Regions from separate parts of the Homo sapiens genome. Here all the other regions are linked to region 1. The links are chromatin loops, found by intact Hi-C in ENCODE. Cell type or tissue: heart right ventricle. All regions are shown on one strand.

Region 1 (5,000 bases):
AGATTTTTACACATCCAATTGTTTTAAACATAGCCCAAGTAAGCAGATTCTTTAGTCATTTAGGGCTTTCCGTCTTTGCATACCCCACCAAGCTGTGCCCAACGTCTTCTGGTCATAGACAAGATACACCTCAGGGCTACATGGATCACAAGTGGTGTGACCTTCAGAGCTCTCTGACCCAGAGATTCCCACTGTGCTACTGAGCAACATCAGCTGGACATGTGCGCTCTGGTCCCATCCCCCTCTCTCCACCCAAGCAGGATGTACAGTCTACAGGACAGGTCACTGCTCTTCTGTTCACTGATCTTGGCACAGTCAGAACTAAGGAAGGAAGGAAGGAAGGAAGGAAGGAAGGAAAGAAGGGAGGGAGGGAGGGAGGGTAGAGACAGCAATGAACGCTATGGCTGTGAACATACCACAGTAACACATTAATTACAGGTTGTAGGAACCTGAGGCTGTGCTGGAGGGCTGGTGTTAGCCAGCAAATGTCACTACTCAAAAACATTTAGTGTGCACTTACTATGTGCTAGGCACCATGGCTAGACACCAGGGGGACCAGACTTGACACCCACATGGATCCTGGCCTAGGGGCTGCATAGGTGGGGGCTTCCAACCAGAGAGAGGCTTAAAGTGCAGGAGCTAGAGTCGGTCTGGACACAAGGTCCTAGGTCCCCCGTCTCCCACCAGGACCCACCAGGCTGGCCTGTGTAGAGCACCTGTCCTTTCCTGATGATTTTCCCTTTCTCATGAGAAGTGTGTTTGTTATTCTAAACTGGGGGGTGTTGGGGGCAGGGCTTAAGTGATCAGAAGCATTTCTACTTTCATATACAACAGTTCACACGATCTTCAAAATAAGTTCATGAAGTAAATAAGGTTGCCATTAATAGTTCCATTTTAGGCTGGGTGCAGTGGCTCATGCCTGTAATCCCAGCACTTTGGGAGGCCGAAGAGGGTGGATCACCTGAGGTCAGGAGTTTGAGACTAGCCTGGCCAACATGGTGAAACCCCGTCTCTACTGAAAATACAAAAATTAGCCGGGTGTGGTAGCGCATGCCTGTAATCCCAGCTACTTGGGAGGCTGAGGCAGGAAAATTGCTTGAACCTGGGAGGCAGAGGTTGCAGTGAGCTGAGATTGTGCCATTGCACTCCAGCCTGTGTGACAGGAGACTCTGTCTCAAAGGAAAAAAAAAAAAAAGCTCCATTTTATAGATGGGGAAAGTGAACCCCAAGGGGCCAAACAACTCCCTCGAAGCCACAAAGCCAGTTGGTATTGGGCCCAGAGCCCAGCCTTGATTTTGTGACTGCCCTGCCCAGTCCATTGGTTACCCACTCTCCTATAGATGTTACTTATGACACCAGCCAGAGGCCAAGAAGAAATCACAGATTTCTAGGAAACACAGATTCCAAAGAATGAGAGATCTCAAGGAACTCAGAGCTCCTTGGATCAGAGCATGCCGGAGGAGGCTCGTGTCATTACGGGCCAATGCCTAGCAGGAAAACACAGCATTCATTCCCTTGGAAACAGTGGCACTAGGAGACACCGATTTACACTTGGCTTTTCCAGAAATGGGGAGACACCCCAGGCCCCAGGGAAGTCTTCTCCAAGTCACAACGTGGAAGTTTAACAACATGAGTTTTGGATTCAGAGGCCAGAGACCACTGAGGGGCTGAGGCCTTCCTTGAACAAGTCACTTCAGGCTTGCCCCTTCTGTTTCCTCGCGCTGAAAGTTGAGATTATACTGCCTCCTAGGTGTCACTGGGAGAGTTACAGGAGAGGCCCTAACCACAACTTAGCACAGTTCCTGGCACACACAGTGGATGGCCAATACATAGCATCTCGAGTAATAATCATACCTATTACTCATTGTTGTCGTTATTACTGCTGTTATTGTTATTGCTTCAGCCTGCAAAGACCCTGGGAGTGACTCTGAGCACGGCTCAGTAGGGTAAGTGGAAACACCTGCCTAGTAGAACTCAAAGGCACAATCCCTCCCTCTCCTGTCCCTACCGAGCCCCATAGACTCTCCATCACCAGGGTGGCCACACCGTCCAGTTTGCCCGCAACAACCCAGGTTTCCTGGGACAGTCCCGGTTCACACCTGCTGTCACAGCATAATCATTGGTAGCATCTTTGTCCACTCCCCAGCGTGTCCTGATTTAGGAGGGTGAACTCCAAGATCCCCTCTCTGCTATGTGCCTGTCCCAGCGGAGGACTCTGCACACCCTGCCAGCCTCCCCCCAAGCCTGGGGCTTCTTGAAATCAAGAATCCTGGGGCCCAGCACAGCGCAGCCCAGAGTTGATCCCCCATAAATGTTCTTTGGTCTTCCTGGAACCTTCCAGAAAGCCCACGAGTCTTGCCCCAGTGTCACGGGCCCACCAACCCTCCAGGCACCCTGCCTGCTAGCCGTGTGGAGCAGATGGCAGACACTGTACCTTTTGGAATCCAGTCGGCTCCCCTGGAGAACTTTGTGTCTGTTATTTTAGGGAAGGAGAGGAAAAGGGGGGAAAAAAATAAGTTAAGTGAGTGAAACTTAAATCCCAACAGAGCCTGTAATGGAATATTCGTTTTGTCAGGGGAGTGTTTCTTTAAAACTTCTGGTCATCTGGACAGCCTGAGCCAGCAGATGATTCGATTTAATGAGCTTTTTAACACACTTCAGGCCCAGCTGGGATTCTGTCTGGAAAGGCCGTGGCCAAGGCCGGCGGGGGCCATGGCCAACCTGGCTTGGGCTGGGCTGACACCTAGTGGCCGTCTCGGCTGCTCCCGGGCCAGGAAAGCCTGGGGCGCCCAGCTTGGGGCTGGGGTCTGAGGCTGAAAGGGCCCTTAAGGGCCAGCTCACCACCCTCCTCAGACTTAGGGACCTAGGAAACTTAATGTCCGTGCCTCAGTTTCCTCATTGGTTCACAGGGCATATAACAGCACCTCCTTTAAAGGGCTGTTATAAGGACATAGCATTGAGCAAAGGTTATGATCATTACTAGTTTTGCTATTATTATTATTATTATTATTATTATTATTATTATTATTATTATTTGGTGTGAGGAGACACAGGGGCCCCCGAAAAGGAAGGTGCTTGCTCAACTAAGACACAGGGCAAGTTAGAGACATGGGGCTGGACCCCAGGGCTCCTGATGCCACTCCAGTGCTTCCCCAGGTCACGCCTACAACACACGGGTGTGTCTGCAGGCTGGCTCTGCCACTGACCACCCACGCGGCCTCGGGCAAGGTTTTTCACTGCTTGGAGTCTCAGCTCCCCTCTGCAGTCTGGAGATACAATGACTTGAGCAGAGGGGAACCGTACAGACTGAATGGGACGGTGCACACAGGGCCCTCGGCTTGGGAGATAGGAAGCACTCCTTACACATTAATTATGAGGTCACTGCTGTCCTGACTGGGACTTCAGCCTCATGAGGTGGTTGGATGGCCAAATGGCGTCACCTAAGTGCCCAGAACCCATGAGTGTCCCTGTCCTCTGCCTGAGTGGTCACCACTGTCTGGTGTGTGAATGCACAGGGCAGGGTGGATGCAGGCTTAGCACTGTATCCCCAGGCAAATACGGCCCAGCTATAGTCCTGTCCCTGGAATCTGGGACCTGCACATCCTTGGCACCTACCAGCAGGTGGCCAGAGTCCTTCAGCTTGGACTTGTACAGCATCCACTGGTAGCGCAGATCTTCCAGCTCATCCGAGGTCCCCCTTGCTGGCCCGAGACGAAGGAGGTTCTCAAAGAGATGCTGACCTTCTGGCACCCGAGCCTCCAGCTCCTGGGGGAAACAGCAGCGTCATGGTGCGGCTTCCAAATGGCCCAGACAGCCCCACCTGAATGGTAAGGATGGGTCCATCAAATTTCACTTGACAGACAGGTAGGCAGGGAGGAGGCAGACAGAATCCATAAAGTGGGACTCCCATCTGTGCAATTCAAGCCAAGGCCTAGCCCTTGCTCTCAGGAATGCTACAGGATGGCCTCCTGCATGGAACGGGCAGCTGGGCTGCAGACCTCCAGTGGTCACTTCCAAATATGACATTCCAGGACCAAGTCCTCCAGAGGGCTTGACTAGAGTTCGCATCATTCTAAAAGCTGTCATTGTGAACATGTCTTTCTGTTAGCATTTTGAGCCTGGCAGAATGGTGTTTTAATGTGCAGATTTTTCTCAGGAAATAGAAGTACTGTGTTCCCTTGGGATGGAAACTTTTATTCTCAGGACTCCTGAGAGGTGGTGTGATGGGGCAGTAGGAGCGGGGCTATAAATCCGGGAGCCCAGTTTTAAATCCTGGCTTTGGATCCTGGCTCTGCCCCATTCTACTAGCATGTAATATGGGACACCTTGCTTAGCTTCTCAGAGCCCACAGGAATGTATGCTGTACAAAAAGCAAGGGGGTTTAACTTGAGGAACGGAAAGTCATTTCTGATATGGCTGGAGTTGGGTGGTGGTGCGGTGGGGGGAATGAGAGGAGTAGCCAGATATGAGACAGGAGAGGCAGGCAAGGAAGATTTCCAGGTAATGGCCAACTAGATAATTGGGACCAAACCTCCCACTAAGGACAAAATATTTAAAGCATTTTAAAGGCATAAAAGTATTAACAAAAGAATGTGAGGCACACCGGGCCACAACTTGGGAAAGAATGAAAACCCAGGGCAGTCAGTGCTGTGTTCAGATCTGCTTTTGCCCACAGAACATTTGCCAATTTGGAAGGAATAGCTGTAAAACATCTTTGCTTTTGGCAGCCTCACTGGGCTGGGGAGACAAAGGCCAAAGTCTGGGGCCTGCAGAGGTAGAGATTCTGATAGGGTTCATTCACCCTTTTGCTGAGCTCCTAAAGCCTTCACCCTATTAAAAATGAACCAGAAGTAAACCTGGACCTTGTGTAGACTTGCAGCCCAGTTCAAAGTCATCTTAGTAGACCAGGGAAACTCAAGCCTTGAACTTGGATTTAGTGGTCCCAGAATGAAAGGTCCCTACTCGCCTGGCAGTAGCAAATAAAATCAACTCTGGAGGAA
Region 2 (5,000 bases), 250 kb before region 1:
ATCTGCAGGTGAGCCACAGCTAGGACGTGGGTTCTCCATACCCATACCAGTGTTGGCCTGCTTTGGACAATGTCAACTCTCCAGACAACAGGCACTCCCAGAGTTTCCTTTAAAAAAGTGTCTAAATCCTTGCATGACATTTAGCAATACTGGCATTCTGGCACAGCATGGGCTTGTAGAGAATACACACCTATTGATTTTTGCTGGGGCTAAAGGAAGTGGTAGCTATTGCAAACAGAATACAAGTATCAAATGATATTTTGCTATTTTGTTTTTTGTAACAATGCAAAAATCACTACTTTTAAGCTTAAAATACAGGAAAAATAATAATCCCTGCCTCAGAGACCAACCAGTTATGAATTCATCCAAGTAATTCGTGGTCTCTACTTCTCCATTTTAATTACACTGCCCTCAGGCCTTCTCTACTTTTCTTTTTGAAGGAGAAAGCCCAATTTCCTACTCTGTGAAGTACGTGTTAGAGGTGCAGAGATGAGCAGCTGGGGGCAGGATGTATAGTTAATTGGAGGCCCTGAAGAACTGTCTTTGATGTTGGACACTGAGATTTTACTGCAAAAGACCCTTTCAAGGCGGCCATTTTGGTTGCAAATTTGCAACTGCAGTGAAGTTTAGAGTGTTTGAAAATAACAGTCCTATGTTCCCAGTTCTGCTACTTACTAGTTCACGCTATGACCTTATTTTTCTGTCCTGTGCTTTAGCTTCCTTTCCGAAATAAACACCTCCCACGATTGTTCTAAGGGTCAAGTGAGTTAATGAGTAAACAATGGCTTAAACTTCCTCTTGCAAAAAGGCCTGAGTTAGATTTGAGACAGGGTAGCTCAGAAAAAAGTAATGGATTGGAGAGAGGTTGGAAGAAGCTATGGTACACTAAGGGTTAGGGAAAGAGGTATAGTCAACGCTTGCTTCAAGAGGAAGGAAATAGAGAAAAGGGGGCTGCTGGGCATCCTACAACTTCATAAACTTTCAAGAAAAGTATTTTTCATCCAACAAATATGTGCTGAATGCCTATAATGCACAGAAGCTCAGAAGTTAGTTTGCCAAGATCACCCAGAGATCTGGTGACAGAGCTGGGACTCCAATCTAAATCTGGCTGACTCCCAAACCTGACTTCTTTCTCTAGCCCACAATACCTCCCAGAGAAGAAGGCAGTGATTAAAATGAAAACAAAAAAAAGGGTTCCTTTAAAGAGAACACTGCTAGATGAAGCTATTCTTGACATCTGAGTGTCAGGGATTTAAACAAATTAGCAGTGCGATTGAGGCCGTGGATTGTTGAGGCATGTGTATATTTAAAAACAACTTGGTCAAACAGTACAAAATACTGGTTGTCTTTTTCCCATAGACAAGAATGTTTTTTGGCATGTTGCTCCAGCCCTGGCTGGGAGGAACTGCTTGCTTGATGTGTTCTCATCAAGGTTCTCAGAACAAGTTCTAAACACAAAGAAGCCAGTATTCCCAGCATTGTGGGGTCTGGCAACTGCAGAACACTCAGCTCAGAAACTCTGATAACTTTTGTGGGCTCTTGGGGAACCAGCAGCTCTGAGTCTCCAGGCTTTTGACCCACACCTGACCAAGCTCACCCCATGCCCTGTCTCACACACAATGGTAGAGAAGTGACAAGACCTGAAGGTCCTGTAGGACTCTTAAGAAAAATCAGAGTGAAGGCCAGGCACAGTGGTTCATGCCTATAATCCCAGCATTTTGGTAGGCCAAGGCAGGAGGATCACTTGAGGCCAGGAGTTCGAGACCAGCCTGAGCAACAGTGAGACCTGTATCTATAAAAGATAAAAAAATTAGGTGGGCGTGGTGGCATGCACCTGTACTACCAGCTACTTGGGAGGCTGAGGCAGGAGGATTGCCTGAGCCCAGGAGTTTCAGGCTGCAGTGAGCTGTGATCACACCACTGTACTCCAGCCTCGGTGACAGAGTAAGATGCTGTCTCTTAAAAAAAAAATCAGAGTGAAGAGGGCAGGTGCTCACGTGGAGCCCAAAGATACAGGTGTCTGCACACGATGGAAATGGAACCTGTGCAAAGTCCATGCAAAGTCTGTGCACCGGGCTCACTTCCATGAGCTGCTGACTGCTGTTTTCCAAGGAAATGCCTGATGAGAGCAAGGCGCAAGATCTGTGGAGCTCAAGGGGATGCTTGTGTCTCATGTTTGGTTCTCCCACGCTGGCTGTTAGGGGAAAAGAGCCATAGCAATTTTCAGCACAGAAGCACAATAATGCCCACTCCAGCTCCCAGCCTTCCACCACCCAACCCAGGTCCTGGACCTTGTCATTAGGGCAGCCCCCTCATCAGTTGGATGGGACAGAACAACCTGCTATGTGGTGATGGTTCCAGATGGCAGCTGCTGGCCCAAGACGTTAAATCTTCCCCAAATGCTGTGTCAGCAGTGATTATGCAATGTCGGGGAAGGAGAAATAACACAGCTGGGCCTCACAGGGCTTTGTGCAGTCTCATTTCCTGGCTGAGAAGGTCCCGAGATACCAGGCTGACTGGAAGCTCCCACACAGCCCATTTCTGGGACCTGAGGGCGCAAGGCTCCACAGAGGAATACCGGCGGGGAATGCAGTGGAGACCCCCAGGAAGGTGTCTCCAAGCAGAAGGGAGAGAGAGGCCGTGTCTCAAAACTCCAGAGGCTTCTGAAGTCCTTCTGGAGAGTTAAGAAAATCGGAGCTCATGTGAAAGCATTCTTGTCATACAACTGCCTTCCAATGGCATGACCACGGAAGGAGAACAGCTCCTCACCAAAGCAGCCATGATGGATTCTGACATTTTCGTAAGACACATCTGTACTTGCTAATTCTGACTTTTGTTGGAGAGATGAGCTCCATGGTGTTCTGAGTCCCTAGCGATGGTGGGTAGGGAGGTTAGCTTCAGCAGCTGAGGCTGTGGTTTTGTAGTAAACTTAACTGGGAATGAAGATGGCTATCTGGAGGTCATCAACTAGCAGGGCGACTAGTCGTTTCCTCTTTCTAATCTTCAGTTTTTCATCTCTTAAATGAGGCACTGAACGCTTACATAATTCCTGAGGTTTTCGAACAGTCTGTGACTTACAGAGATCAACAACACAGGCTGCCCCCAGTGCCTCTGCCTTCCCTCTGTTCCATCCTGATAAAGAGCAGGCATGCACTGCATGGGAAGAGGGTGGGGGGAACTATGCTGAACCTCAGAAATGGAGACGCCCATGTTCTGGGTGGCTGCCCGAGGGGCAGCAAGAGTGTCCTGCTTCTGAGCCTTGGTGGGAGAACATCTCCCCACAAAGGTCAGGTCTGACCAGGAAGCCCCGACCACCTGATCATCAACTATGGCAAGATACAAACTTCGACGAGGCAATGTTGGCCACGTTCAACAGAGAATCCGCGCTGTTTGTTTGCTGGCAAACACCTGTGTGGACTACTTGTTTCTTTATTTTTGAGACAGCGTCTCGCTCTGTCACTCAGGTGGAGTAAAATAGCAGGATCATAGCTCACAGTAACCTCAAAGTCATGGGCTCAAACAATTCTCCTGCCTCATCCTCCTGAGTAGCTGGGACTATAAGTGTATGCCACCACTAATTTAAATTTAACTTTTTGTAGAGATGGAGTCTTGCTATGTTGTGCAGGCTGGTCTTGAATTCCTGGCCTCAAGCGATCCTCCTGCCTTGGCCTCCCAAAGGGCTGGGATTATAGGTGTGAGCCACTACTGTGCCTAGCCAGTTTTCTGTTTCTTAAGTGAAGCAAGGGTGGTAAAGAAAACCTAGAACCCAGACCACCACATAGACTATATCTTTGGGGAGGCAGGAGATCTAAGATCATTTACTGACAATAGGCAGCAAAACCAGGGGGAAGGAAGGAAGGTAATAACTAATCATGGCATTCAAGCAGAGCTTAGCCATGCTATGTATCCCTCTCCTGCACTTGGCACAGCATTACACAAAATCACTTAGCAGACCACAGCTCAACAGGATGGATGTTGCTGCAGTCCCAGCTGGACTCAGGGCACGTTCACAAACCAGTCAGAGCAGCAAGCCCCCTAAGCAACCTGTGAGATAACTCAAATGGGGTTTATGGATCAAGATGGTATACTGAACACATGAGCCTGTTTCTTCCCTCATGAAACCCCATGAAAATAGGAGCAGAGGAATGAAAGTTATATTAATACAACCATGAACACAGAATACAGAAGAGAACAGTAAGCAAGAGCTAGCAACCTATTTATGCAGGAATGGAACTGATGGAAAAGTGAGCAGGGAGGGGGATCCTAAAACCACATGCCTGCAGAGGGGAGGCCACAGAGTGGTCAGCAGAGATGCCCTGTGGCCTCCAGGAGAGGCTTGGGGATTGGAATAGGAGGGATGGGGTGAGACATGGGGCTGAAGACCAGGGCATTTATTGGCTCTGAGGTCCCCTGTCCTTCCCATGCAGCCAGATGACCACTGTGCTCCTACTCCATGGAGAAATCAGAGCAGCTCCAACTCAGGGACACCAGGCACAGCAAAGGTTGAAGCAACTTAATGAAAGTCTAAATACTCACGGGTGATGAGGCTGCCTGCTCAGCGGTCAGGACTCGGGCACACTGAGTATAGACCAGGGTCTCTGGATATGGTCCTACAGTTGTGCATTGCACAGAGGCACTTGGCTAAAGAGGGCAATTAGGAGTTAAAATCTAGCCTTTTCATTGTTCCTCGAGCATTGTCCAAGCTCAGAGCTGGGTATGTCTGGAGGAAGGGGCAAAAGGTGTCCTTTGCCAGTCAAGCCAAGTGCTCATGGGGACTTCTGCCCAGATGGGACACCATTTTTGAAACCACATGAGTACTCAGCATAGGCTAAAAGCCCTGTGTATGCCCGTTTCCCAGGAAGGAGAGTAGTGGGAATATCTCTCAAGAAACAGAATGAGCCCCAGAGAAAACACGTGCAAATACTGACAGGCAGTGTTCTCCAATGATGAGTCCAGGTGCCCACCTGGTGACCCTAGTGGAAAAGCTCACCAGTTGGCAC
Region 3 (5,000 bases), 330 kb before region 1:
AACCACAAATACTAAAAGGCAACTTTAAAATCATGGCCATTTGTTTTCAATTAACATAAAATAAGTTATTTAATCATATAAACAAAGTAAAACATGTTCTTTGAATGTTCGTTTTCTAAGTTATAAAATGACCTTTATCCAGTATGAAGCTTTAAGTTAAGGACTTTGAACATGGATATAAAGTTAAAATTAATGTCCACAATGCAAAACTTCAACTAAGTCGTCTAACTCTGGTAGGACACACAATGAAAGCACTCATATGCTGATCACACAGATCTTCAATTTTGCTGACAAAATTTGAAAATGTGGTAATTTGATTTTCAAAAAGATTTTCAAACTAATAAAACGAAATTCCAGATGTAGAAAAGCATTACCTTTGCAATTAAGAATATAATATAAAAACAGATAAAATCATTTTTTAAAATGTACAATAGGATTTTATAATAAAGCTTTTTGTCCCTATTTCCACTTCAAAGTATACTTGCCACAAAAAAACTACACTGCTTTCCTTAAAAAATAAAAGTGATCACTGCACTAAGCTATGAATTTGAGAAGTTACGTTTTTTCCCTCCACTCTGAACTACGGTAATCAGGGGAACAGATTATAGCATAACTGACAAAAATGGAAGAAAATTTAGACTAACATGAAACACAACAATCCAATTTCTGTCAAAAGATCTTTGCTAATTCCAATTTCTTTGGCAAAAGCTTATTTGTGAGTGACAACCTTAATAATGGGCTAGATTTCAGTAATGATGTAACTTCTTTGCAATCCTAGAAAGATGCCAAATTTCTGTTATGCAAGTTTTTAAAAAACCAAAAAACTTGTGAAGGGGGAAGACGAAGGGTGTGCATCAATGTTGATTGTAACAACTTTCCAGTGTTCTGACAAAAAAAAGTTGCAACCTTCAAGCATTTTTTAAATACTACAAATATTTTAAACTAGACTCAAGATATAAACACTACATTTGTCTGAAAAGAAATAGCAGTAAGCCAAGCCATATCTCTAACTATTTATCTTTTCATTTTTTTAATTAAGAAAGAAACACCTTTTCAAGAATAAGGAACACCAAAAGCAACTGTAGCGGCAGACCTCAAGGAACATTTCCTGCTAACAATCTTAGACTTTCCAAGGCAACATGAAGATGTTTTTGATTGGTCCTTAAGAAAAAGAGGGCCAAACTGCGATTTTTAAAAAATCAGACAATATTTTTTTTTTATTGAAAAAAACCTTCTGTATCTTTAGAAAGGTGCCACCATAAGCCAAAAGTGGCAGAGCACAAAAATCACAAAGGGCTGACTTTTATCACAAACTGTGTGATCCTGGGCAAAGCCTTTTAGTGCCTCTGGGTTTCAGATGCTTCATCTACAAAAGAGTGGGGTTCTGTCTCATAAAATGTTTTTCAAGAGCACTTCAAGCCTTTTAAGAAAAAACAGCCACATGAAATCCTTTTCTATATCATTCAAGTCAACTTTGATACTCTCGTCTATTAAGAGGCGTTTTAGCATGCAAAGGTTTCCACTTAAGCCCATTTGCTGAAGGGCCAGAGCAAGGTAGGGAGAATGGCAATGCAACCAGCCAAAACCACAGTGTATCTTTTCAATATAATGCAAGGGCCTATATTTCAATAAAAGTAACTTACTAAATAAAAATCTGAACAGTATTTCTAATGAATTCCAATAACCAAAGTGCCATCAGAAACATTAAGAAAAATAAATTGAACTTTGTGTTGTATCTTAAAAAAAAAATCAATGACATGCCAATGTCACCTTCATGCTACAAGTTTTTAAAAAGAGCCAAAAACATTATGAAACGGTATTAACAAAGGAGGATGACTGTTACTGGAATGTTATTCATAGAAATACCATACCATTTCTAAAGTTGAAAATCTATACATTTTCCTCTAAGGTTCTACATATTTCTAAATTAATAACAAATAATTGTTCGGACCTAACTTGCATTAAAATATTCCCTTAATGCTTTTCCAAATAAGTTCTAATTCTGTAATAAGACAAATACTACATGAGTTAAAAACATCCTCAATAAATAGGTAAAAATCCAAATAGTGTCACTGAACATGCTACCTGGAAATACTTAAAGGCAGATATATAGGATACATGCATCACAAAGAAGACATGGAGAAAATGGATATTTAAAAATATAACCTTTGAAAGAAAAAAACGGTATTATCATTGTTGGCCTGAGGTAAAAATGAAGTAACAATGAGCCAATTTATTTTTAATGCAAAATAAATCTCCAAGAAATGAAACTGTCTGAAGCATTGCCTTTAACTTCGGAAGAGGCACTAGAACTCTCCCAGTCAACCACCACTGCGCTGGTTCCTGCAGTTTGGAGGCCCTCCCAAGTGCCCTCTGGTGGCCTTCAAGACAAGACAAAATGAAGTGGCTGTTGCTGATATTTGGAGTCTTCTTAAGTCACTGGCAAGATTTAAATTATTTCCAGAAAATAACAATCTTTATGGATGATTTTTTTTTTTTAAGTTCACAGGAGTCCTGACTGGGAAAACCCTGAGCTACAAAAGCAAGATTTTACTGAAATTAATTATTTCACAGACAGACTGGAGATCACAGGTCACTGAAAAGTCATTTCACTGAACAGAGCTAAGGATCTAGGATAAATTGTAATAACAGCAAAGTGAAATTTTTTTAAAGAAGAGCAAAACTCAAAGTCAAAACATCACATACTCTTATGCCTTTGGAAAAGAAATAATAAAAATAGAAATTTGCCTCCATCAAAATTATAATACTATTTCTGAATTCAGTGAAAAGACAGTGTAATTAAAGGAATTAATTAAATATATCAAATATCTACTCTATTATAAACATACCAAGAAAATGAAACAAAAAATTAATAAAACAAATTATTTGGCTCACCGAAAAGTAAATCCCTCCAGTTACACACACACACACACACACACACACACACACACACACACAAACTTACCATTTCATCTTTTTCCCATTTATCTGTGTTGCTTTTGTCTTGATTTACTACATAACCAGGAGGAAGCCAATTCACAGGGGGATCAAATATTGACACCACCATGCGGCTGGGTAGTCCCTTCTTTTTTCCAAGGCGATACAGATTACAGTTGCTGACCTTTAGCAGAAAATATTAGGATACTTATCCATAAATGATCACTGCTGGAATTCATTCAAGGCATATTAACATATCCTCAGTTAAATGTTCTTAAAATTAATCAATTAATTATATGTCATCAATTAATTATAAGGGCTCTACAGTTTTTCTACCCATTCATGTTATAAAAAGAATATTAAATTCCCACATATTCTATGCTTTTTTGGTGTAAATATTTCTGAATATAAGATGCAGAGCAGAAAAAATAATGTATATAACTATGCATACTCCTTATGAATGACTGAGAAGAAACACTTCAGACAATATCAAAGCCTTGAAAATACAACCTGATGATATAAAATGCAAACTGCTAACTGGAATTACCAAAGTAGAAAAGAACCCATAGAAAAAGTCAAGATGTCACAATATTTTCAATGAAATGGGGGGAGGATGCCATCAGCTCTAGCTGCAAAGTGAAAACTGGCACCGAACAAAACTGAAACAATGTTATATTCCTAGAATCGAAGCCACAAACGGGATTTCAACTGTAATGCTCTCTCAAATATTATTCCTTTGTTTTACAGCCATTTCAAGACACTTTTATTCAACTTAAAAAAAATGAACCAAAAGGTTTCTGTTTATTCACATTAATGGAACAGCTTTACTATCTTACCCTCTACTCCGGTCTGTTTTTCCTAATGCCTCTATCTCCTTCTTAATTTCTCACATCATTGCATTTCTGTCAAGTTAGTACTTGGAAACTAGGGTCTAGAATTGTCAATCCCATTTTCATTTTCATAAAGCTCGGTTCCTTATTATTAAGTACTTCATTAGCCCTCTTCCCATGTAACTCAACTATTGTTTAATAGACACCCCCCATATGAGAGGCACTCGATTGGGCAACCCTGAGGGAACGATGGCAGCAGGACAGAGGGGCAGTCCTCGTGACACACAGGCTAGCAGGGAAAAGGAGGGTACGTGTGACCACTATAGCCAAAAGTACTCTCCCTCTCTGCCTGAAACGTAGCAGGCTGAAATAAATGCTAGCTTCCCTTTCCAAGCTAAGAGAACAAAGCATCACAAGCGCCAAGAAGAGGATAAAGTACAACGTGGACTCATGGGAGGGAAATCACATTCCAAGTTGACAGAAATGGTGGGCAGGATGAAGAAAGAGCTACGTAAGGTCTCAAATATGGGGCAAAATTCTGGACAGGTAGAGATGGAGGCAAGCCCTCTGCAGAAGGAAGGACAGAGCAAGGGCCCCAAGGCTGGGGGTCTGAGCGTGGAGTCTGTCCAATGAGCTGCAAGGGGCTTCCACCTGCTTAGGATCCAAAACGCATCAGGGCTGAAAGGGCCTGAACAGCAGGCTGAGGGAGTGATCATTCTTTCTGCAGAAATAAGGAGTAGAAGGTTTCTGAGCAGACAAATGGACGAGTTTTGTAATAGAAAGTCACCTCTGTCTTGTCTAACAGAGTATCCTATCCTATTGCCTATGCCACACTTGTCCAAGCCTCTGATACTTTCTTCCTGCAACCACCTCTTGGAAATCTCATCCATTCTCAGAGCTTCCGTATGGCGACTACTCTACAAAACCGTATCTGAATCCTACAGCCTCAATTATCTGAACATTTCCACTTCATATTCCATGAGGTCTAAAATCTCAACTCTAACATGGACTTCCCACATTTCTCCCTACCTCCCTGCTACTGCCACTGCCCCCAAGTTGCCAGTTTACGTGGTTGTTATGACTGCGCCTCCAGTCCACCTCAAGATCATCCTGGGAGGCCTTGGACACACTCCTGACTCTCCCAGATGAACAGTTAGGTGACCTGACAGGAGCCCATTCGACTCTCTAAGTGTGAGTCCCCTCATCTGCAAAACAGGGATGTGTTGTCTCTTT

What was found. A loop is a pair of places that touch in the nucleus more often than their neighbours do. Peaks named below come from ENCODE experiments on the same cell type or tissue, not always from the same donor. Only the 100,000 strongest peaks of a DNase experiment are listed, where the experiment ranks them.
Region 2: it touches region 1 in a loop (2.2-fold over the local background); 10 of 110 quality-filtered maps call a loop at or near these places.
Region 3: it touches region 1 in a loop (4-fold over the local background); 48 of 110 quality-filtered maps call a loop at or near these places.

The regions. Positions count from the first base shown.
Region 1 is chr14:95,429,645-95,434,644 of GRCh38, forward strand. It overlaps SYNE3 (spectrin repeat containing nuclear envelope family member 3), which reads right to left. Exons shown (of 18, transcript NM_152592.6): 16 at 3,616-3,765; 17 at 2,435-2,473. Among named protein-coding and RNA genes, the nearest start is that of SYNE3-AS1, 84 kb to the right of the region's middle. RefSeq lists an enhancer at 1,830-1,969. In heart right ventricle, CTCF peaks have their summits at 1,755, 1,955 and 2,753 (motif pointing left); DNase peaks (open chromatin) are centred at 1,744, 2,332 and 2,716; H3K27ac peaks cover 358 bases.
Region 2 is chr14:95,183,147-95,188,146 of GRCh38, forward strand. It overlaps CLMN (calmin), which reads right to left. Exons shown (of 13, transcript NM_024734.4): 13 at 1-5,000. Among named protein-coding and RNA genes, the nearest start is that of DICER1-AS1, 28 kb to the left of the region's middle. In heart right ventricle, no CTCF peak of the experiment used is centred here; DNase peaks (open chromatin) are centred at 1,405, 2,425, 2,878 and 3,235; H3K4me3 peaks cover 381 bases; H3K27ac peaks cover 4,767 bases; H3K27me3 peaks cover 725 bases.
Region 3 is chr14:95,096,815-95,101,814 of GRCh38, forward strand. DICER1 (dicer 1, ribonuclease III) reads right to left here. Exons shown (of 27, transcript NM_177438.3): 22 at 2,966-3,121. Among named protein-coding and RNA genes, the nearest start is that of MIR3173, 39 kb to the right of the region's middle. In heart right ventricle, CTCF peaks have their summits at 2,368 (motif pointing left) and 2,568; a DNase peak (open chromatin) is centred at 2,347.